5 separate regions of the Homo sapiens genome follow, and all the other regions are linked to region 1. Evidence: chromatin loops called from intact Hi-C (ENCODE). Cell type or tissue: gastrocnemius medialis. All regions are shown on one strand. Links, peaks and the distances in the headings refer to the core of each region. The heading gives the core; the rest is flanking DNA. Region 1 overlaps LOC124905232 (a long non-coding RNA gene). Region 2 has its middle 19 kb from the start of ZXDA. Region 3 has its middle 120 kb from the start of ZXDA. Region 4 has its middle 9.2 kb from the start of ZXDB. Region 5 has its middle 9.0 kb from the start of ZXDA.

What was found. A loop is a pair of places that touch in the nucleus more often than their neighbours do. Peaks named below come from ENCODE experiments on the same cell type or tissue, not always from the same donor. Only the 100,000 strongest peaks of a DNase experiment are listed, where the experiment ranks them.
Region 2: a loop joins it to region 1, with 16 times the contacts of the local background. A loop is called at or near these places in 90 of 110 quality-filtered maps.
Region 3: it touches region 1 in a loop (15-fold over the local background); 64 of 110 quality-filtered maps call a loop at or near these places.
Region 4: it touches region 1 in a loop (4-fold over the local background); 19 of 110 quality-filtered maps call a loop at or near these places.
Region 5: a loop joins it to region 1, with 12 times the contacts of the local background. A loop is called at or near these places in 88 of 110 quality-filtered maps.

Annotation. Positions count from the first base shown.
Region 1 is chrX:57,819,502-57,825,837 of GRCh38, reverse strand. It overlaps LOC124905232 (a long non-coding RNA gene), which reads left to right. Exons shown (of 2, transcript XR_007068362.1): 2 at 3,150-6,336. Among named protein-coding and RNA genes, the nearest start is that of ZXDA, 88 kb to the left of the region's middle. RefSeq lists an enhancer at 3,728-4,022. In gastrocnemius medialis, for the core only: a CTCF peak has its summit at 3,951 (motif pointing left); no DNase peak of the experiment used is centred there; H3K4me3 peaks cover 840 bases; H3K27ac peaks cover 522 bases.
Region 2 is chrX:57,926,594-57,932,929 of GRCh38, reverse strand. It overlaps the pseudogene MYCLP2. Among named protein-coding and RNA genes, the nearest start is that of ZXDA, 19 kb to the right of the region's middle. In gastrocnemius medialis, for the core only: a CTCF peak has its summit at 3,340 (motif pointing right); no DNase peak of the experiment used is centred there.
Region 3 is chrX:58,023,462-58,029,797 of GRCh38, reverse strand. No RefSeq gene overlaps it. Among named protein-coding and RNA genes, the nearest start is that of ZXDA, 120 kb to the right of the region's middle. In gastrocnemius medialis, for the core only: a CTCF peak has its summit at 3,590 (motif pointing right); no DNase peak of the experiment used is centred there.
Region 4 is chrX:57,579,593-57,585,928 of GRCh38, reverse strand. No RefSeq gene overlaps it. Among named protein-coding and RNA genes, the nearest start is that of ZXDB, 9.2 kb to the left of the region's middle. In gastrocnemius medialis, for the core only: a CTCF peak has its summit at 2,819 (motif pointing left); no DNase peak of the experiment used is centred there.
Region 5 is chrX:57,916,293-57,922,628 of GRCh38, reverse strand. No RefSeq gene overlaps it. Among named protein-coding and RNA genes, the nearest start is that of ZXDA, 9.0 kb to the right of the region's middle. In gastrocnemius medialis, for the core only: a CTCF peak has its summit at 3,342 (motif pointing right); no DNase peak of the experiment used is centred there.

The sequences.
Region 1 (6,336 bases), core at 887-5,886:
TTAAGCTGATAAGCAACTTTAGCAAAGTCTCAGGATACAAAATCAATGTGCAAAAATCACAAGCATTCTTATACATCAATAAAAGACAAACAGAGAGCCAAATCATGAGTGAACTCCCATTCACAGTTGCTTCAAAGAGAATAAAATACCTCGGAATCCAACTTACAAGGGATGTGAAGGACCTCTTCAAGGAGAACTACAAACCAGTGCTCAACAAAATATAAGAGGACACAAACAAATGGAAGAACATTCCATGCTCATGGACAGGAAGAATCAATATCGTGAAAATGGCCATACTACCCAAGGTAATTTATAGATTCAATGCCATCCCCATCAAGCTACCAATGACTTTCTTCATAGAATTGGAAAGAACTACTTCAAAGTTCATATGGAACTAAAAAAGAGCACGCATTGCCAAGTCAATCCTAAGCCAAAAGAACAAAGCTGGAGGCATCACACTACCTGACTTCAAACTATACTACGAGGCTACAGTAACCAAAACAACATAGTACTGGTACCAAAACAGAGATATAGACCAACGGAACAGAACAGAGCCCTCAGAAATAATACCATACATCTACAACCATCTGATCTTTGACAAACCTGACAAAAACAAGCAATGGGGAAAGGATTCCCTATTTAATAAATAGTGCTGGGAACACTGGCTAGCCATATGTAGAAAGCTGAAACTGGATCCCTTCCTTACACCTTATATCAAAATTAACTCAAGATGGATGAAAGACTTAAATGTTAGCCCTAAAACCATAAAAACTCTAGAAGAAAACCTAGGCAATACCATGCACGACATAGGCATGGGCAAGGAATTCATGTCTAAAACACCAAAAGCATTGGCAACAAGGGCCAAAATTACAAATGGGATCTAATTAAACTAAAGAGCATCTGCACAGCAAAAGAAACTAGAGTGAACCAGCAACCTACAGAATGGGAGGAGATTTTTGCAATCTACTCATCTGACAAAGGGCTAATATCCAGAATCTACAATGAACTCAAACAAATTTACAAGAAAAAAAAAACAAACTACCCCAGCAAAAAGTGGGCATAGGATATGAACAGACACTTCTCAAAAGAAGACATTTATGCAGCCAAAAGACACATGAAAAAATGCTCATCATCACTGGCCATCAGAGAAATGGAAATCAAAACCACCATGAGGTACCATCTCACACCAGTTAGAATGGCGATCATTAAAAAGTCAGGAAACAACAGGTGCTGGAGAGGATGTGGAGAAATAGGAACACTTTTACACTGTTGGTGGGAATGTATACTAGTTCAACCACTGTGGAAGATAGTTTGGCGATTCCTCAGGGATCTAGAACTAGAAATACCATTTGACCCAGCCATCCCATTACTGGGTATATACCCAAAGGGTTATAAATCATGCTGTTATAAAGACACATGCACACGTATGTTTATTGTGGCACTATTCACAATAGCAAAGACTTGGAACCAACCCAAATGTCCATCAATGATAAGACTGGATTAAGAAAATGTGGCACATATACACCATGGAATACTATGCAGCCATAAAAAATGATGAGTTCATGTCCTTTGTAGGGACATGGATGAAGCTGGAAACCATCATTCTCAGCAAACTATGGCAAGGACAAAAAACCAAACACCACATGTTCTCACTCATAGGTGGGAATTGAACTATGAGAACACTTGAACACAGGTTGGGGAACATCACACACTGGGGCTTATCGCGGGGTGGGGGTAGGGGGGAGGGATAGCATTAGAAGATGTACCTAATGTAAATGACTAGTTAATGGGTGCAACACACCAACATGGCACATGTATACATGTGTAACAAACCTGCACGTTGTGCTCATGTATCCTAGAACTTAAAGTATAAAAAAAAAAAAGAAATCTTGGATCTGAAAAATACAATAAAAAATAATGGATTGTGTCAGTCTGTCTATTTGGGCAGCTATAACAAAATACCACAAACTGGGTAGCTTATAATGACAGAAATACATTATTTCTCCCAAGTCTGGAGGCCAGGGTGTTTAAGGTCAAAGTGGCGGCAGATTCAATATCTGGTGAGGTCTTGCTTTCTGGTTTATAGAAGTTAAATGAATAAAATATTTATAAATGTACTTTTTAAATATTTTTCAATTTAGTGATTTTTAAGATTCAAAGGGTACATATGCATGTTTGTTACATGGATATATTGCATACTGTGTGGGATTGGGCTTGTAGTGTACCCATTAACCAAATAGGAATAGGTAGTTTCTCAAACCTCAACCTCTCTCACCCTTCCCCATTTTGGAGTCCCCAGTGTCTATTATTTTCATCTTTATTTCCATGTATACTAAATGTTTATTTCCTACATGCAAGTGGAAATATGTGGTATTTGATTTTCAGTTATTTCACCTTTCAGTTACTTCACCTAGGATAATGGACTTCAGCTCCATCCATGTTGCTGCAAATTGCCTGTCTTCATTGTTTTTTAAAGCTATGTAGTATTGCAGGTATATGCACAAATTACCTATTAGTACATTATTCAGTCAAAGATTGATAAACACCTTTGTTTGTTTCGTGACTTTGCAACTGTAAATAGTGTTGTTAATACAGGAGTTACTAAGAAATAATTTTTAGGCAGCTAGAAAGGGTAATGGTTCTCAGTGGAATTTTGGTTTAATAAAAAGCAACCCCCAAAACATTTCTTTTCTAACAGAAAGCAGCTTGAAAAACCAGACCAGCAAGCATTGATATGCAAATACTGGTGATTAGAAACCAGGTCCACCCAACAGGGCCGTTCCCGCTCTCTTGTCCTTGTCACAACTTGTGCCAGGTGTCATGGCCATCTCCAGATAACACCACGTGTGCAGGACATCATGGCGCCCATCATTAGCATATTAAAAGACTAGGGTGAGAGGGCCAGGTTTTTCATGGGCTACATGAATGACACATCTGGTCACACCAATTCCCTGGACCCTATGCAAATCAGACACCACCTCCTTCAGCCTCCCAATATATCCAACTGCTTTTCCACTGCACATGGCGTTTTCTCCATTCGGGTACCCCTTTCCTCTGTACAGGGGGAGCTTTTCTTCTTCTTTCTTAATTAAACTTTCCACTCCTTAAAACTACTCCACGTGTGTCCATGTCATTTGTCTAATTGGCAGGAGACGAAGGACCCTGGTGTTTCTCCAGTCATTGGAGCCATATCATTTTGGTGCATTGGCTGGAAATCCAAGGTACAACACTCATCGGAGCGGTGAGTATAGGAGCGGACTTTCTACTTTCATTTCCAAGGCTTCTCGTCCTCAGTTTTTATTCTCTCAAATAACTATATAAAAAAACAAAAACAAAGAAACAAACAAAAAACTGGTGTCATTTGGCTGATTAATGAGCCACTAGGGCTGGCCACTGGTCTAAAACAAACAAACAAACAAACAAAAAACGGGTGTCCTTCGGCTAATAAGCCACAAGAGCTAGCCACAGATGGTCTAAAAGACTCAGGTGTGAGGCTTGCTAAGGAGGACTTAGTCAATCCCCTTGTGTCCTCAGGGTGCTGGGAATGTTGGCTCTGTCCAAATCAGTCTCCTTTCATGAGAAATATTCGCAATTGCGTGAGGATGGGAAAAGTACTGAAGCAACTGAGAATCTCTGGCCAGGGCACACCCTGGTGTTATTCAAAGGCTTCTGGACCTGACCCAGCCTCCGACAGCCCACTCTGGGTGTTGGTAGAGAATCCCCAGCTATCCTGTCACATAACTTACCTTCTTTTTTTTATCTGCAGTCTCTTACTCTCTTTCTGTGTGTGTCAAATGTGTGGGAATTTTTACAGTTCAGGGAAACAGGTCTGTTAGGAAAGATTGACAAAAACGGCAGGCAGTAACTCAATAAGCGTCTCTACTATGTTCCTGGGGAGCACATGGTATTTCTAAGCCAACAGCGCTACCTAGTGGATACAGAAATCCTCTACATGAGGCACATTTTTTAAAGTAACACTGCAGCTTCTTTTTGCGCCACTAGAAATCAGGCTCTAAGCCCCTTCTGTGAGTGGGGAAATTCTGCTTTCAACTATTAAGAATAAAATGTCCACCACAGCCAAATTTTAGTCCTGATACTGTCCCATCAGCAGGAAAATTGCCATTAGGTCCCCACGTCCCTTTAAGACACCTAGCCTCTTTCCTATTAGAAGCGTATTTAATTAGGGGATTTTAAGTCCAGAGGGTAACCAGAGCCATTTTTCTAAGGGTAAATGCTTTAGCACGAGCCATAATAGCAGGAAGTCTAGCATATTTCCTCCATTAAAGGAGCCTTGCCCAAAGACGACACAGTCTCTCTGGAGATCCGTTTTCTGGCAAGCCAGGCAGATCACATAGGTTTAGGAAGTCAAAGGGGAATCACACAAGGCAATAAGATAAGTTGCATGGATAATGCATGATTAATCCCATCACTTAGTTTATTCAGTTCCATGGCTTGGAGGGCTATGCCTACAACCATGGGCAGCACATTTAACAGGGTGCCTGGACCTAGGAACCAGGGAGGGAAAAGAGTCGGAAGGATTGCCCACAACCATAGGCAGCACATTTAACAGGGTGCCTGGACCCAAGATCCAGGGAGGGAAAACAGTCGGAAGGATGCTCCACTGTGTTATTCTCCACCCTGGGTCATATGGAAAGGAAGGAGACAAAAAAGATGCTTTTATTCTCACTTCTTTTTTTTAATGGGTAACAATATCTTCAGCTTGCACCCCTTTGGAGTGTACTCTGAAGCACTGGAACTTTTTTAACCTCAGGACTTTGAAGAGAAAAGCGACTCATTTTCTTTTGCACAAGGGCATAACATTTTTACTAAACCTTTGCAAGCATTATAAGACCATTCCAGCTCTCTTAGCGATAATATTGGGCAAGGCCACAGGAAATTGTTCCCCAGAGCTAAAGCAGATTTCAGAGGAGCAATCTGAGACAACTATTGAATGCCCCAACCCTTCCAGCCCCCCTCATTCAGAACCCCCTCCAATCATACCATCAGCTCCTCCAGCTCCACCATCTCCAGTATTACCCACTTTCCCTGCTTCTCTCTTACCTCTGCAGGAAATGCCTGATGGAAATGATGCCATGAGGGTTCAAGTTCCCTTCTCATTACAGGACCTTAGGCAAATAAAGAGAGATATAGGCAGATTTTCTGACGACACTGATAGGTATATGAAAGCTTTCCAAAATTTAACTCGGGTGTTTTACCACACATGGAAGGATGTTATACTGCTCCTAAACCAAACCTTAATGGTAGCTGAAAAGCAGGCAGCTCTTCAAGCAGCAGATAATTTCAGAGATGAGCAACATATCTCCTATAATACACCAAAAGGGAAGGAAAAACTTGGGGAAAGTGAAAAAATAGCAGAAACACCATTCCCAATGGGAAGGGAAGCAGTTCCCCTTGACAATCCTGATTGGTACCCCAGTAGCTCTGCAGATGAATGGAAAAGAAAGCACTATTTAATATGCATTTTAGAGGGCCTATGAAGAACTAAGACCAGACCTCTCAATTATTCTAAACTGTCTATGATAAATCAAAAACCCAGATGAGAATCCTGTAGCCTTTATGGAAAGGCTGAGAGAGGCACTAATAAAACACACCTCCTTAACCCCTGATTCAGTCAAGGGGCAGCTCATCTTGAAGGAGAAGTTTATTACACAGGTAGCTCCCGATATTAGAAGGAAACAACAGAAGCAAGCTATAGGACCAGATAGCACCTTAGAGAACCTCCTGAAGGTGGCCACTTCTGTCTTTTATAATACAGACTAGGAGGAGGCCCAAAAGAAAGAGAGAAAGCTCAAGAGAAGAACAGAAGCTCTAGTAGTGGCTTTGCAGGCTTGCAAAGTCCAGGGTACCCAAGGTGCATCCACTAGCTCCTATCAATGTGGCAAGTCAGGGCATTTTAATAAGAAATACCTGGGCAGCAAGACAAAACCACCTCAACCCTGTCCAGCCTGTGGTGGAGACCACTGAAGTTGTAACTGCCCCTGGAGATGGAGGTCACTGGGTTCAGAACCAGTCTCACAGATAGATCAACAGGACTGATGGGTTCTGGGGCTCAAACCTCCAGCTCCAGTGGCTCAAACTGCCATTACAGCACAGGAGCCCTGCGTGATTCTGGAAATTGAAGAAATGAAAGTAGACATCCTTCTAAACACTGGAACCAGTCTCTCTCTCTTTTCTCCTCTCTAATTCAGGCCTCTCCTCTTCCCATAGCACGACTGTAAGGGACATCTCGGGAAAAACTCTAACCCAGTATTTTTCTCAGCCTTAGTTGCAGTTAAGAGGACCTATTGTTCACACATGCTTCCAAGCCATTGTCAC
Region 2 (6,336 bases), core at 611-5,610, 110 kb before region 1:
CCCTGTCCGAGTGGCACTTGAGGCCACCCATCTTATAATCTCTTCTCAAGGCAGATGTAAGTCACCTCAGAAGGGAGAACTGTACCGCTTCCTCTTTTCCATGAAGCTCTCATCTCAATCTTTGACTGATGAGTGTGAAATTCTACCGGAACCATGCAAACACGTCCACCTTGGGCATCTCCAAGGAACTTGTGGGGTCTGCAGCATACTTGGCTCCCTACCAGCCTGCCATGAGTCATATTTCTTTTCCAGAAGGTGGACTTGCTTCCTGGTATGTTTTAAAGGAGCCTGCAGGAGCTCTGCTTAGCCAATCATGATGGATTTTTGCCCCAGCTGGACTCTGCATGTCCAAGGAGAATCCAGGTACAGCCTCCATTCCGGGAAAGACATCCAGCCCAGCAGTTGTCATGTGGGTAACCTCAGGAACCCCTAACCCTGTCCTGGAAAAAGGACAAGCCCCTCCAGAACTCTGCCCAAAATAGCAGGTGCTTGATGGTTCTGAATTTGGAAAGGGATGGGGGGTGATAAGTACTATCTGTGGCTCTGGAAAACCAGCTGCTACATTCAAATCTATTTTCCATAATGGTTTCTTTCTGAGGTTGCTTCGTGGCCTCAGAGAATCCCAGAGGATGTTTTGAAATAGCCTCTCTACCCTTCAGGAGCATGGTAGTTTACAGGAACCAACTGACTTCTGGAACTGTCTATGGAGGGAGAACAGGCCAGGTGTAGGTTACTAATGTCCTACATGAATAGCTTGGTTTTATAAGCTGCTGTTGGGTATTATGTTGGGGCAGTCTTTTTAATATATTGTATTTTTGTACGCATTTTGCAAAGTGGAGTTAACTGTTTTGTAAAAGAAAAAAAAGAAACCCTTGGGTGCTTCTTCTGTTTCAAGGGTCTGATTTATTTGGAAAGGCAAGTTTATCTGAAATTTTGTATTATTGATTGCCCAATTTTAAAATGTTGCCTTCTGGGACATCTTGACAAAAAATATTTCTCAAACATGAAGAAAATAAATATAATAAAAAAGAAATGTCTGTGGGATCAGATGACTGTTCTTGATTTTACCGTTTCCATTTCATAAGCCAAGCTTATTGACCCCTTCCTACCTGCTAGTCATTGAGTCTGAGTTGACCAACTCAAAGATGGAAATATCGAGCCAGATGGTAACAAATTCTCCATGAATCGATTGTTCAGTTTTGACAGAATCCCAATTGCAAGCCATTAGCTGCTTTTCAAAAGGGATGTACCCTGTAGCCATATTAGGGAGGCAACAAGTCCAGTTCCCCAAGGGATCTCTCTGGGTGTTGACTGCTTCCCCTTGCCAGGTGCCCCCATCGGCAAAATCATCAGTTACACAGATTTGTCCTGTATGTAATATTCAAGGAGTTGATTGAGGTTCTGAGCCTCTTTTTCGGTGGCAGGTTGTATGAAGAGACGTCAATTTTTTCCTGTTAGAGGGATCTAATGTTGTGAATTTGCCTGCTTAGTCCCAAGAGATTACTTGGCAAGCAGGCCCCTGTATTTGGGAGCATAAATCAGCCACCCTTGCTGACAGATATGTAATAACACTGCATTGAGGACCCTTGAGACTGAGACTTCTAGCCGGCCAGCTGACACAATTATTATGTATATAGTGAAAATATTGAACATTAGAAGGTAGAGACACTAATGCTAAATCCTGAGCCAACCACTGCTGACAAATCTCATTGGAGTTTGTTCCACTAACACTTCCCTCTACCTCTGTCTCTCTGTGATGGGGATGACTTTATATGAGACCTGTAGAATGAGAAATTACAAGCATATGACCCATCAAATCCTGCCATTTATAAGTAGAAGCAACAAGAACAGTTTATTCAACTTTCCCAAAGGCGTCCCTGTACAAAGTCATATTGGCTTCCAAACCCCACTGTGAACCATGCCCAAACCCCAACAATTGCTTTTCTGGACTTTTTTCCCTTAAATGAACTCAGACCTAGAGTTCACTACAGGAATTTCAGGGGTTACAGCAAGAGCTGTTAGGGGATTTCCCTATGTCCAGGCCAGAATGTAGGGATTGCAGGGGAGTCTTGGGATGAGGCGAGGGGTGGGGACTGTAAGCCTTTTTTGTAATCCCTCTGGCTCTTTGCCCCAGCTTGTATGCTAAATCCTCTCCTGTGTACCTCCATTTGTGCAGAACTGTAAGGGCTCAGGGATTCTTCCATTCTGTCCCTTGATTTCCCCAGCAGCTCTGCTCCACAGTCTTGGTGCTTTCATCTACCTCATACCTATTACCCCTTCCCTCCACTCCCCAGAAAATCAGATAAGATAGTGTCATGGGAGATTATATGTAACAGTTCTGTGAACATGTGAGTCCGTCCCTTTCCTGAAGTACCCTACCATGCATATGCCTTTTAGTCTGTCTTGAGGACAGAGAGACTTCTGGCTCACCACTAATCATCTTTCTTCTTATAGCACCTGAAGTGAGAAAAGGAAGAGAACCAGGAGTTAGGAAATGCAGAGAGAGAGAGAGAAAAGACTCTGTCTATACTAGTAAGCAAGGCATGTTTGCATTTGGTTTCCAGTAGCCAGCAGTGTGGTTCAACCAAACAAACTTCAGATGGTTTTTTTTCCACTGAAAACTCTATATCTTCACTGCTGACGCCACTTATTCAGGTTTGGCAAGTCATTGACTCAGCACCATGACATCATCCCTTCTTCCTCCCATGCAGAGGAGAGTGAACAACAACCAAACCATGATTCAAACAGCTTGGTTTAATTCTGCATCCTGCCCCTCAGCTTCATTAATAGGTAGGAGAGTGAGTGGGGAAGGGCCTTTAATGCACTTAGTGCCAATCCATTCGGGAAAAAGCATTTGCTCTCCAATCCCGAGGAGTCTTCTCATATCCCCTAACCAGGCCAGTGAAGCACCCTTGTTTTATCACTTTCCAGAATGCTATGTTTCATCTTCATTACCAAAATTGGCAAGAAATGTGAAGAGTTTGAGACTGTACCCTACTTGCAAGCTCACAAACTAGCATACCTCAGTTTCACAGATGTTGGCAGAATATATGAGATTCTTGGGTCAGAGTTTGTTTTGGTTCATGTTTGCATTAATTCCCCTTGCCCTCTGCCCCAAATCACACAGGAGAAATGAGGAGCAGCCAGTCAAATGTTGACATACAAGTATTCTTCAAACTATAGTTAGAGACAAAAGCTGTTACAATAAATGTAGAAAGGCCATGGACAATTATCTCAACAATATCTGACCATTGTTTCTCCACTATCTTGGCTTCTGACAAAGTTTGCCATTAAGTATGTGTGTTGATTTTCTGGATATCAGGGCTGAGCAAGGAAAAAGTCATGACCATTAGATGGCAGTAGCACACAACATGCTTTATTTGGTTGGCCCTTTGAAAGGTTTCAGGAGAGTGGAACTTCCCTCACAGCAGGAGACCTTCCAGAGGCAGCAGCAAGAGGCCACCACCCAGAAGAGGAAGAGTTCAAGGCAACTTCCAAAGGAGAGAAGAATTGGACAGGAGGCTCATGTGTCTATGGGATGTTACTCAGCAGCCAGGTGTGGAGTCTCTGTGTCAGAGAGTTCCCATGGGCATCAGAGGCTTGGGGCTTTTGTCCAGCCCCAGAGTATGTCCTATCTACGGCTAGCAGATGGTGTGTCTGGTTTTACAGAGGGTGCAATGTGGGTGGGTTCTAAAGGGCCAAAAATGTGCTTACTGGGGGCCATATTTAAAGCAATTGGGTGTGTAAACATTTGATTTTAGTTCCAATGAGCTTTGAGCTAATGGTCTTAGCTGTCTCTGAATATAGGGAACAAGATACAAGGCACCATCTAAAGATATTAATCCACTTATTTAACAGTCCATGCCTTGGCCCCATGTTGTTTTACAATCTAAGTTGTATGCTATTTCATGGAGTCTCAGTTGGGAGCCAGCGATGAAGCATCCTCAAGACCCAGAATGCTATAAGGCTACAAATTAGGATTTTAAAAGCCAGTTCTCAGCCAATCTGCCCACTTGGGCAGCCAGTAGAATAAATTTGAAAGGAGACAATTTTGTTTTGACCAGTCCGTTTAGTCAATAGAGTGGCATTTATATCCCCTTTGGTACATGACCCCAGCTATCTGTAAAACTTGGTGTTATCTACGCACATGCAGGAAGATAATTTTAGCAAGCACACAGCCCCTGTGCCCTGTGACCCCTCCAGCAGCCTGACCTAGGGCTATGCAGTTATCTCACACCATGGCCACTAAAGTACAGTGAGATTCAGCAAAGAGTTTCAGTCCTTGGGCTGTTTATCTAATTTCTGTGGGTAATTCCTGCAACATGGCTATGTGTTTCTCTTAATTGTGGTGTGCTGTTCCACACATATGCTGTTCCTACTGCCTCCAAAATTAGTGATCCTAGGGAAGTTAGTACCATGAGGAACTATTTGGAAAGCTCATTTGTGACATTGGGGAGTCACATCTAGTGTGGTTTGGTGGCGGAAAGTACTTGAGGGAGGGGGTTCCACTGTTGAATAAAATTCTACTGGAATTTTGCACCAATCCCAAGTGCAGGAAATATTCTTCAGGGTTGGATGAGGAGAAGATTGTGATAGGGAAGCCATCTGATTCCTTTACAGGACCTCCAGGCTCCCTCTGCTGCCTGAATTCTCTGTTCCACTGAAGGGAAGTTCACATGGCTTTGTGAAGTTCCAGAAGTTCCAGGTTGTGTTAATAGGAGCAGAAAATGGTATAGTCAAACAAGCTTGTGTTATCCACCTTGCATTCAGCACCTGGGTTAACTAAATTTGTCATGGGCTCAGCCCACCATTGTCTATACATTTACGTGAGATAAGTCTCTGGATAAGGTTATTGAATGTCAACGGTTAGGAGAATCGGCTCATCTAAATAAGTGAGGTATATGATGCAGCGTTGCCAGGGAAGAAGTATTACACTATATTTTCTAAAATCAGGTTGGCAGAAGCAAGCCCTGCATTAGGTTAGATTTACCATTTTATATGTTGCTGTGGCTAAGGCTATAGGCACGTTTGGTGTAGTTGGCAATTGCATGTTCCTCCTTGCTGTGACTGTTGTGCATTGTGCTTGAGTTTCCTGTTGATTGCCAATAATAAATAGCATTGATGTGTTCCCATGAGTGTGGGATAGGTTTTGCAGGTGTTATTGGCAGTCCAAGAAGAACGTTGTTAGTCTAGCCACACACCAAATTAGATTCTGAATTATGAGGCACTCGCATATGAGTGAACAAAACAGGTAAACCAAGTATTTTTTAAAAAAATAGATATCAGCTGGGCACAGTGGCTCATGCCTGAAATCCCAGCACTTTGGGAGGCCGAAGTGGGCAGATCACGAGGTCAGGAGTTCCAGACCAGCCTGGCCAATATGGTGAAACCCCGTCTCTACTAAAAATACGAAAAAAAAAAAAAGATTACCCGGGTGTGGTGGCATGCTCCTGTAGTCCCAGCTACTTGGGGGCTGAGGCAGGAGAATCACTTGAACCCAGGAGGCAGAGGTTTCAGTGAGCCGAGATCACGTTACTGCACTCCAGCCTGGGCGACAGATCCAGACTCTGTCTCAAAAAAAAAAAAAAAAAAAGATATCAATTGTATCAAGGCATAGGTCCCTTTTATGTTCCCTTGTATTGCAACATTATTGTGTTTCAGTGGGGGACCAAAAGCTTTATGGACTCCATTTTAGCGGAAACTTTCATAGGGAAGAGGTTTGTATACCTTTAATAACCTCAGGAGTGGCCCCTTGGGAGGTGGCAGTGTGACTACACCAATAAATTTCCTCCCAAGTACTCATGGACATAAAGTGTCTACTGAGACACTGGAGACTACTAGAGGGGGACGGGGGAGGGGAGCAAGGGTTGAAAAACAAACTGTTGGGTACTATGCTCAATACCTGGGTGATGGGATCATTTGTACCCCAAACCTCAGCATCATGCAATATACCCAGGTAACAAACCTGCACATGTGCCCAATGAATCTAAAATAAAAGTTGAAAAAGAAATGACAAGGCATAAAAATGTTTTAATGAAGATGAAAACATTCCTCCCAAGTTAGTTTCATTACATGTCTTCTCATTATCGTTTATGTCTTCTGTAGGTTTGGAGTGTGTATGGATTTTTAAGGAGCCCTCAGAAAAGTAACATTGGGCAACAACTGCCCTCAAATAGTTTCTAAGTTTTTAATAACTGTGGTTTTGGACAAATTTCACAATAGCTATAAGCAAATAGTTATCAATGTGGGTGGAGAAACTCCCATGCAAACAGTAGTTAGATTTCTCCCTGAGATCAAATATGTTTCTTGTAAGAACTGTCTGTGCTGTGACACCAC
Region 3 (6,336 bases), core at 557-5,556, 200 kb before region 1:
AAATGCTAAGGAATTTATTACCACGAGATCTGACTTATGAGAGGTCCTAAAAGGAATGCTAAATATGCAAAGAAAAGACTATTACTGGCCACTACAAAAACACGCTTATATACACAGATCAGTGACACTATAAAGCAACCACAAAAGTAAGTCTACATAATAACCAGTTAACAACGTGATGACAGGAACAATTCTGCACATATCATTACTAACCTTGAATGTAAATGGGCTAAGTACTCCAATTAAAAGGCACAGAGTGGTAAGCTGGATAAAGTAGCAAGAACCAATAGCATGCTGTCTTCAAGATTGTCATCTCACATTCAGTGACCCCCATAGACTCAAAATAAACAAATAGAGAGAAACCTAGCAAGCAAATGGAAAACAGAAAAAAGGAGGAGTTACAATCCTAATTTCAGACAAAACGGACTTTACACCAACAAAAATTAAAAATGAAAAAAAGCATTACATAATGGTAAAAGATTTAATTTCACAAGAAGACCTAACTATCCTCAATATATATGGATCCAACACCTACTCATAAAGTGCGTGTTTATTTATATTCAGAAAGCAATTTTTAGACACCTACAAAGAGACTTAGATTCCAGCACAATAATAGTGAGAGACTTTGTCACCCCACTGACAGTATTAGACAGGTCATACAGACAGAAAATTAACAAAGATATTCAGGACTCCAACTGAGCACTGGATCACATGAACCTGTTCCAGTGCTCAGTTGAAGTCCTAAATATCCACATGGACCCAATCACATAGAAATATACAGAACTCTCCACCCAAAAGCAACAGGATGTACATTTTTTTCTTTGCAACATGGCAGCTACTGTAAGATCAATCACAAATCAGACATAAAACAATCCCTAGCAAATTAAAAAATAAACACTGAAATTATACCAAGCACACTGTCAAACCACAGTGCAATAAAAATAAAAATCAATACTTAAAAATCTCTCAAAACCATGCGATAACTTGGAAATTAAATAACTGGCTCCTGAATGACATTTAGTAAATAAAGAAATTAGGAAAAATTTATGAAATTCTTTAAAACTAGTGAGAACAAAGATACAAAATACCAGAGTATTTCAGAGACAGCTAAAGTAGTCTTAAGAGAAATTTATAGCACTAAATGTTCACATCATAAAGAAAGGACTCCAATTAACAACATAGTATCACAATGACAGAAACTAGAGAAACAAGAACAAACCAATTACAAAGCTAGTAGAAAAGAGGAAATAAACGAATTAGAACGGAACTAAAAGAAAAAAAACAGAGACACACAAAATATACATAAGAACAATAAATCCAGGAGTTGGTTATTTAAAAAAAATAACAAGATAGACAACTAGCTGGACACATAAAAAAGAGACAGAATCCAAGTAAGCACAATTAGAAAAGACAAAAGGGACATTAGCACTGTCCCCAAAGAAATGTAATAAAACCTTCAGAAACGACTGCAAACACCTCTATGCACATGAACTAGAATACCTAGAAAAACAGATTCCTGGAAACATACCACCTCCCAAGAGTAAACCAGGAAGAAATCAAATCCCTGAACAAACCAGCAATGAGCTCCAAAATTGAAAGAGTGATAAAAAGCCTACCAGCCACAAAGGCTCAAGAGCAAACAGATTCACAGCTTAATTCTACAAGATGTATAAAGATGAGCTGATATTCTTTCTACTGAAACTATTCAAAAAAATTGAGGAGAAGGAAATCCTTCCCAACTCTTTCTATGAGGCCAGAGTCATTCTGATATCAAAACTTAGCAGAGATAAAACAAAAGCAGAAAACCTCAGGGCAGTATACCTAATGAACAGAGATTCAAAAATTATCAATAAAATACTGGGAATACAGCAGCACATCAAAAAGCTAAAGCACTGGGATCAAGTAGACTATATCTGTGGGCAGCAAGGTTAGTTCAACATGTAAATTAATAAATGTGATTTATTACATAAACAGAACAAAATAAAAACCACATGATTATCTCAATAGATGCAGAAAAGGATTTTCATAATATTCAACATGCTTCACGTAATAATCCTCAATAAACTAGGCATTGAATGAATATAGTTCAACATAGTAAGATCCATCTATGACAAACCCACAGCCAATATCATACTGAATGGGAAAAAGCTGAAAGCATTCCCTTCTGAAAATCACCATAAGTCAAGGACAGCCTGTTACCACTCCTATTCAACATAGAATTGGAAGTCCTGGCCACAGAAATCAATCCAGAGATAGAAATAAAAGATATCCAAATAAGAAGAGAGGAAGTCAAACTATCTCTGTTTGCAGATGACATGATTCTATTACTGGAAAACTCTATAGTCTCTTCTCAAAAGCTCCTTGGCCTGATAAAAAACTTCAGCAAAGTTTCAGAATACAAAATTAATGTACAAAAATCAGTAGCATTCCTATACACCAACAACTTCGAAGCTACAAGCCAAATCAGGAATGCAATTCTATTCACACTAGCCACCAGAAGAATAAAATATCTAAAGATCTCAACAGTAAGAATTACAAAACACTACTCAAAGAAATCAGGGACGACACAAAGAAATATAAAACATTTTGTGTTTACAGATAGGAAGAATCAATATCATTAAAATTACCATACTGCTCAAAGCAATGTACATATTCAATGCTATTTCTATCAAACTACCGATGACATTCTTCACAGAATTGGAAAAACTATTTTAAGATTCATATGGAATCAAGAAAGGCTTGACTAGCCAGGAAAATCCTAAGTACATAGAAGAAAGCTAGAAGCATCATGTCGCTTGACTTCAAACTTTATTACAAATATATGTCACATCTGATTATTGTCTTAATTATAGTCTTGGCTCTTTAGACTGTGTTTTCCCTTACATTTTAACATGCCTAATAATTTTTTTTGATGTTGAAAGCTGGGCATGTTTTATTGGGAAATTAAGACTGAGACAAGTAGGACTATAGTGCAGGAATTTATGTTTATCTAGCTAAGAGTTCAACTGCATTTTACATTTTTTTGTTATTGTTGCTATGAATTTCTTCAGTGACCTTGTTTTTGTCACCCCCTTTTTCCCCTCTTTACTTTGTATCTTTATTTTTCTTTTCTTCAAGGAGTCTGTCTCTTGCAACTCTCCCAGTGATAGTTCTCTGTTATATTCATGCCTTGTTATGGTGTCCGTAATATGTATTGAAGAGATGTTCATTAATGTTATAATTAAGCCTTGGCTTTTAGAGTGCACAGTAGCTCTATCTCACAGGGATGTGTCTCGAGTGTTTCATCTTCCCTCTCTCGGAGGCCTATTTTGTATTTTCCCCCATTCACATTCTAAGCCACAAAAATGTACCCTCCAATATTTACAGTCTGTATATTTAAATACTTCCCTGCCGCAAATTAAGGCCTTTTTTCTTAAGTGAGACAAAGATTATAGTGCTGATGACATTTTCCTCCTTTCAACTTTAATACCGTTTCACTAACGGCCTTTGCTGGTATCCTTTTCTCCTAAAAATTAAACTTGTTTTTTCCACAAGGGACTTAAGCCTATGTAGATGTCACAGTGACTATTTACCACCTTCTCGACTTAGCACCAGCAGAGGGAGCTGTCTTCCAATTGATCTGTTCTTCCCCCGAAAGCCTGTTGAAACTCCTAGGGGGGAAAAAAAAGAGGTTGCAAATGGACATCAACCTCAATACCACTGTGGCCCCCACCAGCTTCGGACAAACTAGCTTGTACTTGGCCTTCAGCAATTCATAGTTATTTTTAATTTTATGTTTCTATCAGTTTATATGGTGTTAACATTTTTTCTTTTTCCTCCAGGAAAGCAAATGGTTCATGTGTCTTCTTCCATGAGCCTTCAGGATTTTGAGACGGTCACATATCCATTGGCTTCAATTTTCTGCTGAGAATTAAGTTTTTAATATTCATGTTTATTAATTTTATTCTGAGTGTACACATGAGCTGTTCTAGATTAGATAAGTTTTCTTACTATACCTCACAGTATGTAATAAGTATGTTGGCTTGCCTTTTGCCTATTCATGGACACTATGGTGACATGATCACCAAGTCAATTGTCCTACATCAGTAGTTAGACACTCTATAGATGAATAAGAAAAAAATATTCCTTTCTGCTTACAAATGGAAAGGGGATAGCTGCTTTCATTCCCTCCTGAAAGGACCTTCTCATTATGCCAATATGCTGGTATATAATAAAATCTCTCCAGGAGCCACACAGGCCCATGTCTCTCAGCTTTTATGACCCATAGATGTGTAAAAGATCAGAGTTTATTCTTCCTAGAAATTCAAATATCTAGAAAGATAGCCACTCCAGAATCTCTAGCACCTCAAATCTTAATTTAGATAACTAGTCCAGGACATAACTCTTTTGTCATCTCTGGAAACGATACAATAGACATTAGCAAATGGCAAGATACCTGTCTCATTATATGTAAATAGTTATTCAAAGGCTAAGGCTTTATCCAAAAAAATTAGGAAGTCTAAAAATATTCTATTTCACCACAGCAGGTTCTTGAAAAATAGTTAACTTTTTGTTTGTCTACTTCATTTCTTGTTAAAAAGTAAAAGCTTCTGTTCTCAACTTCTTATCTGTCTGAACTGAACCCAAAAGTCCTAATCATTTTTTAATGACTTAAATATCATGGTAATACGCAAATAATATATAATTTACCACTTTAACCATTTTTAATTATACAATTTAGTTGTATTAACTACATTCACGTTATTGCATAATAATCACTACTACCCAACTCCTGAAATTTTGTCATCTCAAACTAAAATTTTGTGCCCATTAAACCATAACTCCAAACTACTCCCATTCCCAGCCATTGATAACCACTATTCTACTTTGTACCTATATTTATTTTAATATTCTAGGAATCTCAAATACAAGGAATCATACCATATTTTCCTTTTGTTGGTGGCTCTTTTTACTTAGCATAATTCTTTCAAGGTTCATTCACATTGTAGCATGCCTTGGAATGTTACTCCTTGTAAGGATGAATAATATTCCATTATATGTATATACCACCTTGTATTTATTCAATCAAGCATTGATGGACACTTGTTGCTCTAACCTTTTTTGTCTATTGTGAATAAAGCTGCTATGAACATGGGTTTAAAAATATCTCTTCATGCTTGTTTTCAATGTTTTTAGATATACACTTATACTTTATGATCATATGATAATTATTTTTTTTTTATTTTTTGAGGAGCTCTTAGATAGTTTTCCATTGTGGCTATATTATTTTACATTTTCATCAACAACGCACAAGGGCCTACTTTCTCTACATCTTTGCCAAAATTTGTTATATACTTTTTTTTAGTTAGTATCCATCTTAGTGGGTGTAAAGTAGGATCCGATTTGGAGTTTGATCTGCATTTTCTCAATGATTACTGATGTTTAACATCTGCTTATGTTTTTGTTGAGCTGCAATATATTTCATTTAGAGAAGTGTTCATTCAAGTCCTTCGAAATATATAGTCAAATATTTGTACGTTTCACCTGGGTTTTGTTGTTGTTGAGTTGTAACAGATGTTTATATATTATGACTATTAATTTCTTAACAGATATTTGATTTGCAAATATTTTCTCTCATTCTGTAGTTTGAGTTTTCACTATTGACAGTTTTCATGTACATAAGATTTTAGTACTAATGAAGTCCAATTTATCTAATGTTTCTTTTGTTACCTATGATTTTAGTTTTATATCTAAAAACAAAATTTTCCAAATCCAGCATCACGAAAATTTTCCACAATTATTCCTTCTAAGACTTTGACAGTTTTAGTTTTTGTGTTTAGGGCTTTGATCAATTTTTTGTTTTGGTTTTCTTTTATTGTGTAAGGTCAAGGTCCAACTTCATTCTTTGCAGGTGTAGATAAGTTTTCTCAGGAACATTATTTGAATAAACTGCTCTTTCTCTATTGAATCATCAGGAAAACATTGTCAAAAATTACTTGATCATAATCTACTTAGCTTATTTCCTTCTCACGATTGTATCCATCGGCCTATATGTTTGTCTTTATGCCAGTACCACACTGGTTGTATTAGTGTAGTTTGGCAGTAAGTTTGAAATCAGAAAATGTGAGTACTCCAACTTTGTTCTTTTTCGAGGTTTTTATAGATCTATAGAGTCCCTGGAGATTCCAAAAGATTGATTTGTCTATTTCTTTTTAAAGTTATTATTATTTTGATAAACAAGTTATAATTGTATACCTTTATAGGAAAGAAAGTCATGTTTTGATAAATGTGTACAAACTGGAATGATTAGAGAAAGCTAACATATTAAGCACTTAGCTTACCTATAATTTTTGTGAC
Region 4 (6,336 bases), core at 864-5,863, 240 kb after region 1:
CCGATGGCCTGAGCCTTCTCCAGAAAAATTTCACACTGTTTGCCAGCAGAATGCATCACTAGGAAGTACTGTCTCAGTTATTTGCTCAGTGGGGGATTTTACAGGTCCTGAGCGCCTGCCTTCCATGTCTGTAGAATAATCAGCCATCTTTGTGTCCTGACTATCAGCTTTAACTTCTAAAAAATGTATGTGCTACTTTTCTATTGCCTTTCATCCATGCGACCTAATGAAGATAGAATATTCACATGTATCTTTACCTTCTGGCCATTTCACTATCATCCTCACCTCCGCCCTCCTGACTCCAGGGGTGTGGTCCCTAGGCCCTCAAGCAGCAGTCAGACAGCCTCACTTGGGCCTGGGCTTTGACTCTGAGTTCTCCATCAGGTGAACTGTGGACTCAGGGTCAGCTCATCGATCAGGACCTGGTGCAAAATGAGGTCCACCAGCCAGATGGTCACCTTGATCAGAGGAAATGCTTTTCCCTGCAGCTGGATCAGCGGCAGAGTTAATGGTTTTCACATCATTTATCCCACATGTACAGATGCAAGACCACTGCTTCAAAGCCCACTGGACTCAGATGGTTGGCTTTTCTTCCTGAGCTTCTCCCAAACTCTCAAGGCCCAGGTGGAGGAGAGGTCTTTAGTTCCTGACCACTGGCTGCATTTTGCCTCACTCTGCCCTGCACATGACTTAACTTTTAATTAAAAAAAAAAAGCACTTCCCCCAAAGGTCTGATAAGCTATGAGACCTTTCAGTGGGAACTTGAAGGATGAGGAGGCATTGGGAATGACAGTTTACAAACTGTCCACAGGAATTGATTGGAATATTTTGGTAATAGAATAGTCTAAATGCAGTTAGCATGTTTGAGTACTTGATTTATCACGTGGTATTTGGAAAAAGTGCTCATCACTTTTTTATTTTCTCACCAATGGGAAACTAATCCAGAGTGTTCCTTAAATATCAGATTTCTCACCCATAACTCTGTCCACAAGTGGTTCATATCTGAGTCAAACATGCTCCTATACCATCAAAGTAGAAAGCAGGACCTTACTTGAGATGCTCTTTACTAATAGTGAAAAAAAAATACATTTACACAATGTGAAATAATACTTTGAAAATATGACCCAGAATGTGAAAAAGCAATAGCACACTAAAATAAACACATAGAAACAAATAAGTCTTGACAATTTTTATTATTGATGTTTAAAGATAAGTTAACTGGCAAATACATCGTCAAAGACTTTGCAGTACTTAAGGTGTTGTTTTGAGGGTTCTTTGATGCAAGACATATTGCCATTCCTTAAATTTAAAACTAAATGAAATTATATGTAATTTATATAATTTATAAAATACAAATTATTTATATTTTATAAGCATAACTCCTTACCAATAATCATAAGCCCTTACCACATTCAAAATGACGATCATTTTCATCACCTCCTAAGGCTTTCTCATGCCCCTTTATGTTGCTTCCCTCCCTACCCATCCCCATCCCATCCCTGTCCCTAGGCAACCACTGATCTACTTTCTCTCACTATAGATTAGTTTGTGCTTTATAGAATTTTATATAAATAGAATTATACACTGTATACTCTTTTTTGTCTTCTTAAAATCAGCATAGTTATTTTCAGATTCACCCATGCTGTTATTTCTATCAATAGTTCATTACTATTTGTCATAGTATAGTATTTCATTGTATGGTAATTTGGATTGTTTCCAGTTTTTCACTAGCACAAATGAAGCTGCTATAAACATTCACGTACAAGTCTTTATGTGGACCTATGCTTTCATTTCTCTTAGATAAAAACTCAGGAGCAGTAGTATTGTACGTGTGCACTTAACGTTTTAAGTTCAGGTTAACGTTGCAGATTGATCTTACCTTGCTGCTTAGAGTCCTGTTGATAGTACAGATTGAATGGATTTTATCTCAGACCAGTCAGATTAATCAGAGTGGCTAAGTGGCATGTTATTATATCAGTGGGTTAAAGATGACCTCCATATATTGGCCTCTATGTTGCCATTATACTTTCTCACAGCAGGCTGAAAGCCTGGCAATGACAAACTCGAATTTTTTACACATGCAATTGCTTTAAATATAGCTCAAGTAAGCATATGTGTAGCCATTTAGGGCTTGCCTGCCTCGCATGCCCCACAAAACTGCACCAACATCTGCTAGCCACGGTTAAGGCAAACACAGGGGCTATAAAACACCCCATGCCACTGCTTGCCTCCAGAGCTCTCTGACCCAGAAACTCCCTCTCCTGATGCTGAGTCATATCGCCCAGACACATAAGGCTCTCTCCTATTCTCCTCTACCCCAGGAGTTACCTTGCCTTTTTCCCCTTCTGGGCAGTGGCCCTCTGCTGCTGCCTCTGGAAGGTCTGATGTGAGAGACTTCCCCTCTCTGGCAACCTGTCTAAGCACCGCCAAAATAAAAAGCTTCTTGGCTGGGCGCGGTGGCTCGCGCCTGTAATCCCAGCACTTTGGGAGGCTGAGGCAGTGGATCACCTGAGGTCAGGTGTTCGAGACCAGACTGGCCAACAGGGTGAAACCTCGTCTCTACTAATAAATACAAAAATTAGCCCGCCATTGTGGCGGGCACCTGTAATCCCAGCTACTTGGGAGGCTAAGGCTGGAGAATCACTTGAACCCAGGAGGCGGAGGTTGCAGTGAGCGGAGGTTGCGCCACAGCATTCCAGCTTGGGCAGCAGAGTGAGACTGCTTCTCACAAAAAAAACAAACGAAACAAACAAACAAACAAACAAACAAACAAAACGGTTCTTGGGTGCTACTGCCATCTTGTGGTCATGTCTTCTTCATTGATCAGCCCAGAAATCTTGGAACTCGCAGCAAGTGGTGAGGAGGATGGGATTTTCATGAACAAGAAATTGGCATAGCGTCTACCCAGTCAGTAGGACAATCAACTGAAAAATCAGTCCTAGGCAGCCTTAAGTGCTCAGACTCTACATTTAGAATGCCTCTGTAGCAGTTTTGCGTAGCATCGCTCATTGCTGTACTGCAACAATATACTTTTTGCAGTCTCCTTCTATACCTCATTGACCTGGCCTAGAGGTAGCACCAGTAGTTGAGTGAACCCACACCATTAGAACTGACTTTTGGGGTCTTAGATGCCAAGGTACTGGGGAAGGAGGTCAGCCCACTTACCTGGGTCCCCCCCTCAGTTGACATTGGACATTGTGCACCTGTGTACCTGAATAGAAAAGGAGAGGGAGTGCATGCCTCTGGAATAAGGGTGAACCACCCTGGACTGCATAACAGGCTATGGTGGGAAATGCTCCCTGTGGCTGGGTTGAGGATTTGGGGTAGTCTGAGATGTGAGGATTTCCTCCTCCCCGGAGACAGATAGGCAAGTAAATGAGCCAATAAGGCAGAGACATCAGGCCAAGGCTGGTCTCCTAAGGGCAGCTGGTGGAAAGGCCTTTGCAAGCAGGTAGCATGCCTCTACTGTTGTTACACTCAATTATGATGTTGCAGTTGTCATCATGCTATCCCCTCTCCAGAGGGATATTAATATCTCAACCTTTGGACTGAGCTAGCTAGAGTGGTACTTAAAGTGACTGAAGGCAAAGAAATTTATATTCCTACCCCTCCCGGAACCCTACAGGAGGTTGCTGTCAGGTCGAACAGGCATTCCTAACCATGAGGCATGTGCTGACCTTGCTGGCAGCAATTTATCACCAGGATGCCACCTGGAGAAGAGGTAAGAGCCCAAAGTCTTGGGAGAGACAGTTTGGACAAGAGGTCCCTGGAGAGGAGAATAGGTGCTCTCCAGAAGAAAAGGCAGCAGTGTCACCACGGTAGGGACTGGGATAACTTATCCTCTGCTTTGCCTGTAGCCACTCAGAAAGTAATAAAAATGGAAAAGACAAAAAGGGAGAGCCAAGAAAGAAGGGTCAGTTCTTGCTCGGAGGAGGAGTCCCATCCTCTCTCTTACCTGAGCCCCAGTCTCTCCTTAAGTACCCAGGCCAAGAACCAAATAAACAAGGGGCTGCTTGGCTCTATAGAATGCATCTGGCAGGGAACAAATTCCATGTAATGGGGAATGAAATTAAACAATTGGGAGCGATAGTACATGATGGAAAAATTGTGTCCCCTCTAATGGATCCTGTAGAGTAGAATTTGGGAAGAAGCCACACAGAGGCATTGGACCTCTGTTCACATCTTTATTGCTGATGTGTATTTTTGTGGATTAGAAGGCTGCCCACCCTACATTAGACCTCATAATGGCCTGGGAAGACTGTCCAGGGAAAAGATTAGCCAAGGCCAAAGATCTCCTCCACCAGTTGGACATGTTGGAGTGGAGACAACAAATGAGGTGTGGCAGGATGACTTGACAAGACTGGAGGAGTCTGAATCGAGTCCTGAGTCCACTCAATTGTTTCTTTGGGGGCAGGGCTCCTGGGAAAATCTTTACTGGGCATGGTGGCTACTGCTAAAACAATTCAAGAGGCCATAGCTGCACTGGATTTAATAGAAACTCATGAAAGACAAACTCAGAGTCAGGTGCTGCCTGCTAACACTATAATACCCTACCTGGCCTAAATCAAAGTTACTATCAACACTGAGGCTGCCCCCTCCTGGGCCAAACAAGCCACCTATGTCCAGGCCCTCATGTGTGCATCAACCATGAGATGAAGAAAAGAGGTTATGTTAGACCCTAAGGCACAAGAAGGTCCCAAGTTGGATGATCTCTGGTGAATCATTGGAGTAATTGCAATACTTACTAGGGTTAGATTACAACCCCCCATTCCACAACTGTCTCTGATCACTGCCAAGTGGCTAAGAATCTTCTCCCACACAGGGATCCTGCAGTGTCAGAAGGCCCCTTCTGACAGACAGTTGCCCTTTTACCGTATTAACTGTGGCTTGGGCACTGACAAACAACACTGCTAAGTCTGTCAGTCAAACAGAGTTACTTGATGCAGCTTGAACCTGCCCCTCCTGGTTCAGATGGTTCATACACCACAGCAGAAGCTGAAGCAGGACACTGAAGGACATAGATAAACAAGGAACACTGATTCCTACTACGTCGCCTATCAATTCCCCATATGGCCTACACTAAGAGACACTACTAAGTGGAGACTATAGACCTTAGAGAGTTCATCGAGGATGTTCCCTTTATTAGAGCACCTCTATAGGACATTGTGACCTTAATGGGTGTCATTCAAAACATCAGAGGTAAGTTTCTATTAATCCAGGGCATCTAAGGCCCCCTGAAATTGAATCTGCAGTTATAGACTTGGCTAACATATTCTATTCAGTAAAAATTTCACAGTAGAGTCAAACACATTTCACTTCTACCTTTGAGAGTCAATAGTACACCCTTACCCACTTGCTTTTGGGGTATTTATTTTGTTTCCCCTCATCTTCATTGTGATGCTAGCTTTTTGGGGGGGGGTATTTAAATAGCCCTTCAATTGCACAGTCTTTGCCAACAGGACATAGGCACCTGCCCCACAATTTCACCAGAAGCTATGCTTTGGCATTATATCAGTGACATCCTCCTCACGGAACCTGTCCAAGACTGTTTCACAGTTGATCACAGCCCTCAGTAAACCACCTTTCACTGAGGGTGGATGGGTAATTACACCATATAAGGTATAAGTCTGTAAAATTTGGGGGGCTACACTAGGCACTTGGAAGGGTGAACTATTTCCAATCTGATAAAAGACAAGCTCCTCGTGCTTAAACTGCTCACATCAGAAAAGAAGCCCCAACATTCATTAGGAATGATAGCACAACGTATTCCTCACCTCCAGTGTTTGCTGACCCTTGCCGAATTGTCTATTGAGACACCTGTAAAGCTTCCCTTTTCCAGTGGGGACCTGAGCAACAACAGACACTGGGTGAGCTAAAGGAGGCTAATACTTTGGCTCTCCCTCTAGTGCTCCCAAGGACAAGACTTGCAATTACAAATTTCCACTGCTCCCAAATTTGCTTCCTGGAGCCTCTGGACCAAATGGACAGGTAAATGCCTACTCGTGAGCTTTTGGTGTAAGTAGCTCTCAGCCTCAGCCTAAAGTATTCACTAGACAGACACCCACTGGCAGCATACAGGGCACTTACCAAAACTGAAGCCCTGACGGGGCAGAGACAATTACCCTATGGACCGAGATTCCTGGGTTATGGACAGAGCTGCGTGTAAAATTGGATCAGCAACAGAAGCTTCTTTATTAAAATGAAAATGGTATCTACAGGATTGAACTACACCTGGACCTCCTGGAGTATCACTACTGTGTGAGGAAATGGCCACATACTCTGTCAGTGAGGTTAACTTGCCAAAACCCCTGGAAATGCCCCTGGCTCTTGCTCACT
Region 5 (6,336 bases), core at 402-5,401, 97 kb before region 1:
CTAACAACATGTACAGTTAGGCACTGTTGGATGTAAACTCACTGTAGCTTGATTAACCAAGCACAAGTCCTGTACTGGCCTGTAGTCCTTGGTCCTTGGCTTGGGAACAGGCAGGAGGAAAGTGTAGTATTCTGAGGTCTGAACAGGCAGGAGTGGAAAAACACCCTTCCGAGTTCCTAGTGTAGCCTTCAAATTTTACAGACTTATACCTTACATGGTGTAATTGCCAATCCACTCTCAGTGAGAGGTGGTTTACTGAGGGTTGTGATCAACTGTGAAACAGAGTCTTGGTCAGGTTCTGCGAGGAGGATGTCACCGATATAATGCCAAAGCATAGTTTCTGGTGAAATTGAGGGGCAGGTGTCTATGTCCTGTTGGCAATGACTGTGCAATTGGAGGGCTATTAAGTATCCCCCAAAAAGCTAGCATCACAATGAAGATGAGGGGAAACAAATACCCCAAAAGCAAGTGGGTAAAGGCGTACTATTGACTCTCAAAGGTGGAAGTGAAATGTGTTTGACTCAACTGTGAAATTTTTACTAAACAGAACATGTTAGCCAAGTCTACAACTCCAGATTCAAATTCTGGTGGCTTTAGATGCCCTGGATTAATATAAACTTACCACTGATGTTTTGAATGACACCCATTAAGGCAACAATGTCCTATACAGGTGCTCTAATAAAGGAAACAGCCCTGCTGAACTCTCTATGGTCTATAGTCTCCACTGATTAGTAGTGTCTCTTAGGGCAGGCCATATGGGGAATTGATAGGTGAGGTAGTAGGAGTCAGTGTTCCTTGTTTATCTATGTCACCTGTGACAGGCCATAATCCTTCAGTGTCCTGCTTCAGCTTCTGCTGTGGTATATGAACCACCTGAACCAGGAGGGGCAGGTTAACTGGTTCCCTCCGGGAAGTGCCCACCAGTAGCATAAAAACCTTAGTCTTATGTCATGAGTTTATCTGCGGCCTCAGGAGGTCTCTTCCAATAATGGGGAAATGGATAATCTTGGAGGGGAGGCAAGCAGGACAGAAGCATATTTTTAGCAAAACTGAGCCAATTTTAATAGTTAAGAGGGGAATTATCCCTTTAATTAATCCCTTTAATTAACCCCCTTCCAAGCAGGTAGCCTACTTGCCAGGAGGGGGTTCCTTTTAAAGCATGTGTGTGTGTTGGCATTAGGGAGATTTGGGCACCCCTGACTGACAGAGTTAGCCAGTGTTGTTTGTCAGTGCCCAAGCCACAGTTAATATGGTGAAAGGGCAACTGTCTGTCAGAAGGGGCCTTCCGACACTGCAGGATCCCTGTGTGAGAGAAGATTCTTAGCCATTTGGCAAGCATCAGAGACAGGTGTGGAAGATAAGGTTACCTCCAAAGGGAAAGCCAGCTGGGGTGGGAGGGGGTCGTAATCTAACCCTAGTAAGTATTGCAATTGCTCCAAACATTCACCAGAGATCATCCAATTTGGGACCTTCTTGTGCCTTAGGGTCTAACATAACCTCTTTTCGTCATCTCGTGGTTGATGCATACATGGGATCCTGGCCACAGGTGGTTTGTTTGGCCCAGGAGGGGCAGCCTGAGTGGTGATAGTAACTTTGATTTAGGCCAGGTAGGGTATTATAGTGTTAGCAGGCAGCACCTGACTCTGAGTTTGTCTTTCATGAGTTTCTATTAAATCCAGTGCAGCTATGGTCTCTTGAATTGTTTTAGCAGTAGCCACCATGCCCAGTAAAGAAGATTTTCCCAGGAGCCCCGCCCCCCGAGGAACAATTGAGTGGACTCAGGACTCAATTCAGACTCCTCCAGTCTTGTCAAGTCATCCTGCCCCACCTCATTTGTTGCCTCCACTCCAACATGTCCAACTGGTGGAGGAGATGTTTGGCCTTGGCTAACCTTTTCCCTGGACAGTCTTCCCAGGCCATTATGAGGTCTAATGGTGGGCAGTCTTCTAATCCACAAAAATACACATCAGCAATAAAGATGTGAACAGAGGTCCAATGTGGCTTCTTCCCAAATTCTGCTCTAATTATACAGGTTCCTTTAGTGGGGACACAATTTTTCCATCATGTACTATCGCTCCTAATTGTTTAATTTCATTCCCCATTAGGTGGAATCAGTTCCCTGCCAGATGCATTCTGTAGAGCCAGGCAGCCCCTTGTTTATTTGGTTCTTGGCCTGGGTACTTAAGGAGAGACTGGGGCTCGGGTAAGAGAGAGGATAGGACTCCTCCTCTGAGCAGGAACAGACCCTTCCTTCTTGGCTCTCCCTTTTTTTCTTTTCCATTTTTATTACTTTCTGGGTGGCTACAGGCAAAGCAGAGGGTAAGTTTTCCCAGTCCCTACCGTGGTGACACTGTGCTGCCTTTTCTTCTGGAGAGCACCTATTCTCCTCTCCAGGGACCTCTTGTCCAAACTGTCTCTCCCAAGAGTTTGGGCTCTTACCTCTTCTCCAGGTGGCATCCTGGTGATAAATTGCTGCCAGCAAGGTCAGCACATGCCTCATGGTTAGGAATCCTTCTTTGACCTGACAGCAACCTCCTGTAGAGTTCCAGGAGGGGCAGGAATATAAACTTTTTTGCCTTCAGTCACTTTAAGTATCACTCTAGATAGCTCAGCCCAAAGGTCGAGATATTAATATCCCTCTGGAGAGGGGATAGCATGATGACAACTGCAACATCATAATTGAGTGTAACAACAGTAGAGCCATGCTACCTGCTTTCAAAGGCCTCTCTACCAGCTGCCCTTAGGAGACCAGCCTTGGCCTGATGTCTCTGCCTTATTGGCTCATTTGCTTGCCTAGCTGTCACCGGGGAGGAGGACATCCTCACATCTCAGACTACCCCAAATCCTCAACCCAGCCAAAGAGAACACTTCCCACCATAGCCTGTTATGCAGTCCAGGGTGGTTCACCCTTATTCCAGAGGCATGCACTCCCTCTTTTTCTATTCAGGTGCACAGGTGCACAATGTCCAATGTCAACTGAGGGGGGGACCCAGGTAAGTAGGCTGACCTCCTTCCCAAGTACCTTGGCATCTAAGACCCCAAAAGCCAGTTCTAGTGGTGTGGGTTCACTCAACTACTGGTGCTACCTCTGGGCCAGGTCAATGAGGTATAGAAGGAGACTGCAAAAAGTATATTGTTGCGGTACAGCAATGAGCGATGCTAAGCAAAACTGCTACAGAGGCATTCTAAATGTAGAGTCTGAGCACTTAAGGCTGCCTAGGACTGATTTTTCAATTGATTGTCCTACTGACTGGGTAGACGCTATGCCAATTTCTTGTTCACGAAAATCCCATCCTCCTCACCACTTGTGGTGAGTTCCAAGATTTCTGGGCTGATCAATGAAGAAGACATGACCACGAGGTGGCAGTAGCGCCCAAAAACATTTTTTTTTTTTTTTGAGAAGGGAGAAGGAGTCTCACTCTGTTGTCCAAGCTGGAATACAGTGGCGCAACCTCTGCTCACTGCAACCTCCGCCTCCCGGGCTCAAGTGATTCTCCAGCCTCAGCCTCCGAAGTAGCTGCGATTACAGGCTCCCGCCACAATGGCGGGCTAATTTTTGTATTTTTTAGTAGAGACGAGGTTTCACCCTATTGGCCAGGCTGGTCTCAAACAGCTGACCTCAGGTGATCCACCCGCCTCGGCCTTCCAAAGTGCTGAGATTACAGGTGTGAGCCACCGCGCCCAGCCAAGAAGCTTTTTATTTCGGCGGTGCTTTGACAGGTTGCCAGAAAGGGGAGGTCTCTCACATCAGACCTTCCAGAGGCAGCAGCAGAGGGCCACTGAGCAGAAGGGGAAGAAGGCAAGGTAACTCCTGGGGTAGAGGAGAATAGGAGAGGGCCTTATGTGTCTGGGCGATATGACTCAGCAGCAGGAGAGGGAGTCTCTGGGTCAGAGGGTTCTGGAGGCAAGCAGTGGCATGGGGTCTTTTATAGCCCCTGTGTTTTCTTTAAATGTGGCTAGCAGATGTCAGTGCAGTTTTGTGGGGCATGCAAGGCAGGCAAGCCCTAAGTGGCTACACATATGCTTACTTGAGCTATATTTAAAGCAATTGCATATGTGAAAAATTCGAGTTTGGCGTTGGCAGGCTTTCTGCCTGCTGTGAGGAAGTATAATGGCAATATAAAGGCTAATATATGGAGGTCATCTTTAACCCACTGATATAATAACATGCCACTTAGTCAGCCACTCTGATTAATCCGACTAGCATGGTCTGAGATAAAATCCATTCAATCTGTACTGTCAACAGTACTCTAAGCAGCAAGGTGAGATCAATCTGCAACGTTAACCCGAACTTAAAACGTTAAGCGCACACGTACAATACTACTGCTCCTGAGTTTTTATCTAAGAGAAATGAAAGCATAGGTCCACATAAAGACTTGTATGTGAATGTTTATAGCAGCTTCAATTGTACTAGTGAAAAACTGGAAACAATCCAAATTACCATACAATGAAATACTATAATATGACAAATAGTAATGAACTATTGATAGAAATAACAGCATGGGTGAATCTGAAAATAACTACGCTGATTTTAAGAAGACAAAAAAGAGTATACAGTGTATAATTCTATTTATATAAAATTCTATAAAGCACAAACTAATCTATAGTGAGAGAAAGTAGATCAGTGGTTGCCTAGGGACAGGGATGGGGATGGGTAGGGAGGGAAGCAACATAAAGGGGCATGAGAAAGCCTTAGGAGGTGATGAAAATGATTGTCATTTTGAATGTGGTAAGGGCTTATGATTATTGGTAAGGAGTTATGCTCATAAAATATAAATAATTTGTATTTTATAAATTATATAAATTACATATAATTTCTTTTAGTTTTAAATTTAAGGAATGGCAACATGTCTTGCGTCAAAGAACCCTTAAAGCAACACCTAAGTACTGCAAAATCTTTGACGATGTATTTGCCAGTTAACTTATCTTTAAACATCAATAATAAATAAAAATGGTCAAGACTTATTTGTTTCTATGTGTTTATTTTAGTGTGCTATTGCTTTTTCACATTCTGGGTCATATTTTCAAAGTATTGTTTCACATCGTGTAAATGTATGTTTTTTTTTTCACTATTAGTAAAGAGCATCTCAAGAAAGGTCCTACTTTCTACTTTGATGGTATAGGAGCATGTTTGACTCAGATATGAACCACTTGTGGACAGAGTTATGGGTGAGAAATCTGATATTTAAGGAACACTCTGGATTAGTTTCCACTGGTGAGAAAATAAAAAAGTGATGAGCACTTTTTCCAAATACCACGTGATGAATCAAGTACTCAAACATGCTAACTGCATTTAGACTATTCTATTACCAAAATATTCCAATCAATGCCTGTGGACAGTTTGTAAACTGTCATTCCCAATGCCTCCTCATTCTTCAAGTTCCCACTGAAAGGTCTCATAGCTTGTCAGACCTTTGGGGGAAGTGCTTTTTTTTTTTAATTAAAAGTTAAGTCATGTGCAGGGCAGAGTGAGGCAAAATGCAGCCAGTGGTTAGGACCTAAAGACCTCTCCTTCACCTGGGCCTTGAGAGTTTGAGAGAAGCTCAGGAAGAAAAGCCAACCATCTGAGTCCAGTGGGCTTTGAAGCAGTGGTCTTGCATCTGTACATGTGGGATAAATGATGTGAAAACCATTAACTCTGCTGCTGATCCAGCTGCAGGGAAAAGCATTTCCTCTGATCAAGGTGAACATCTGGCTGGTGGACCTCATTTTGCACCAGGTCCTGATCAATGAGCTGAGCCTGAGTCCACAGTTCACCTGATGGAGAACTCAGAGTCAAAGCCCAGGCCCAAGTGAGGCTGTCTGACTGCTGCTTGAGGGCCTAGGGACCACACCCCTGGAGTCAGGAGGGCAGAGGTGAGGATGACAGTGGAATGGCCAGAAGGTAAAGATACATGTGAATATTCTATCTCCATTAGGTCACATGGATGAAAGGCAAGAGAAAAGTAGCATATACATTTTTGAGAAGTTAAAGCTGATAGGACACAAAGATGGTTGATTGTTCTACAGACGTGGAAGGCAGGGGCTTAGGTCCTGTAAAGTCCCCCACTGAGCAAATAACTGAGACAGTACTTCCTAGTGATGCATTCTGCTGTCAAACAGTGTGAAATTTTCCTGGAGAAGGCTCAGGCCATCAGTCCCTGGTCCATCTTCTGGCCCCACAGAGATGCTGATCGAACACCCTCCACAGGGAGAGCATTGCACAAGTGATTCCCTTTTTAGAAATTCTTCTAAGCCAGTCAGAAGAAGACAAGCTTGCAGATGGAAGGGAATCAGAACCTGGGCAATATCTTGTAGTGGCCGAGCTATCCCTGTGTGTGGTTTGGAGTGTTTTCA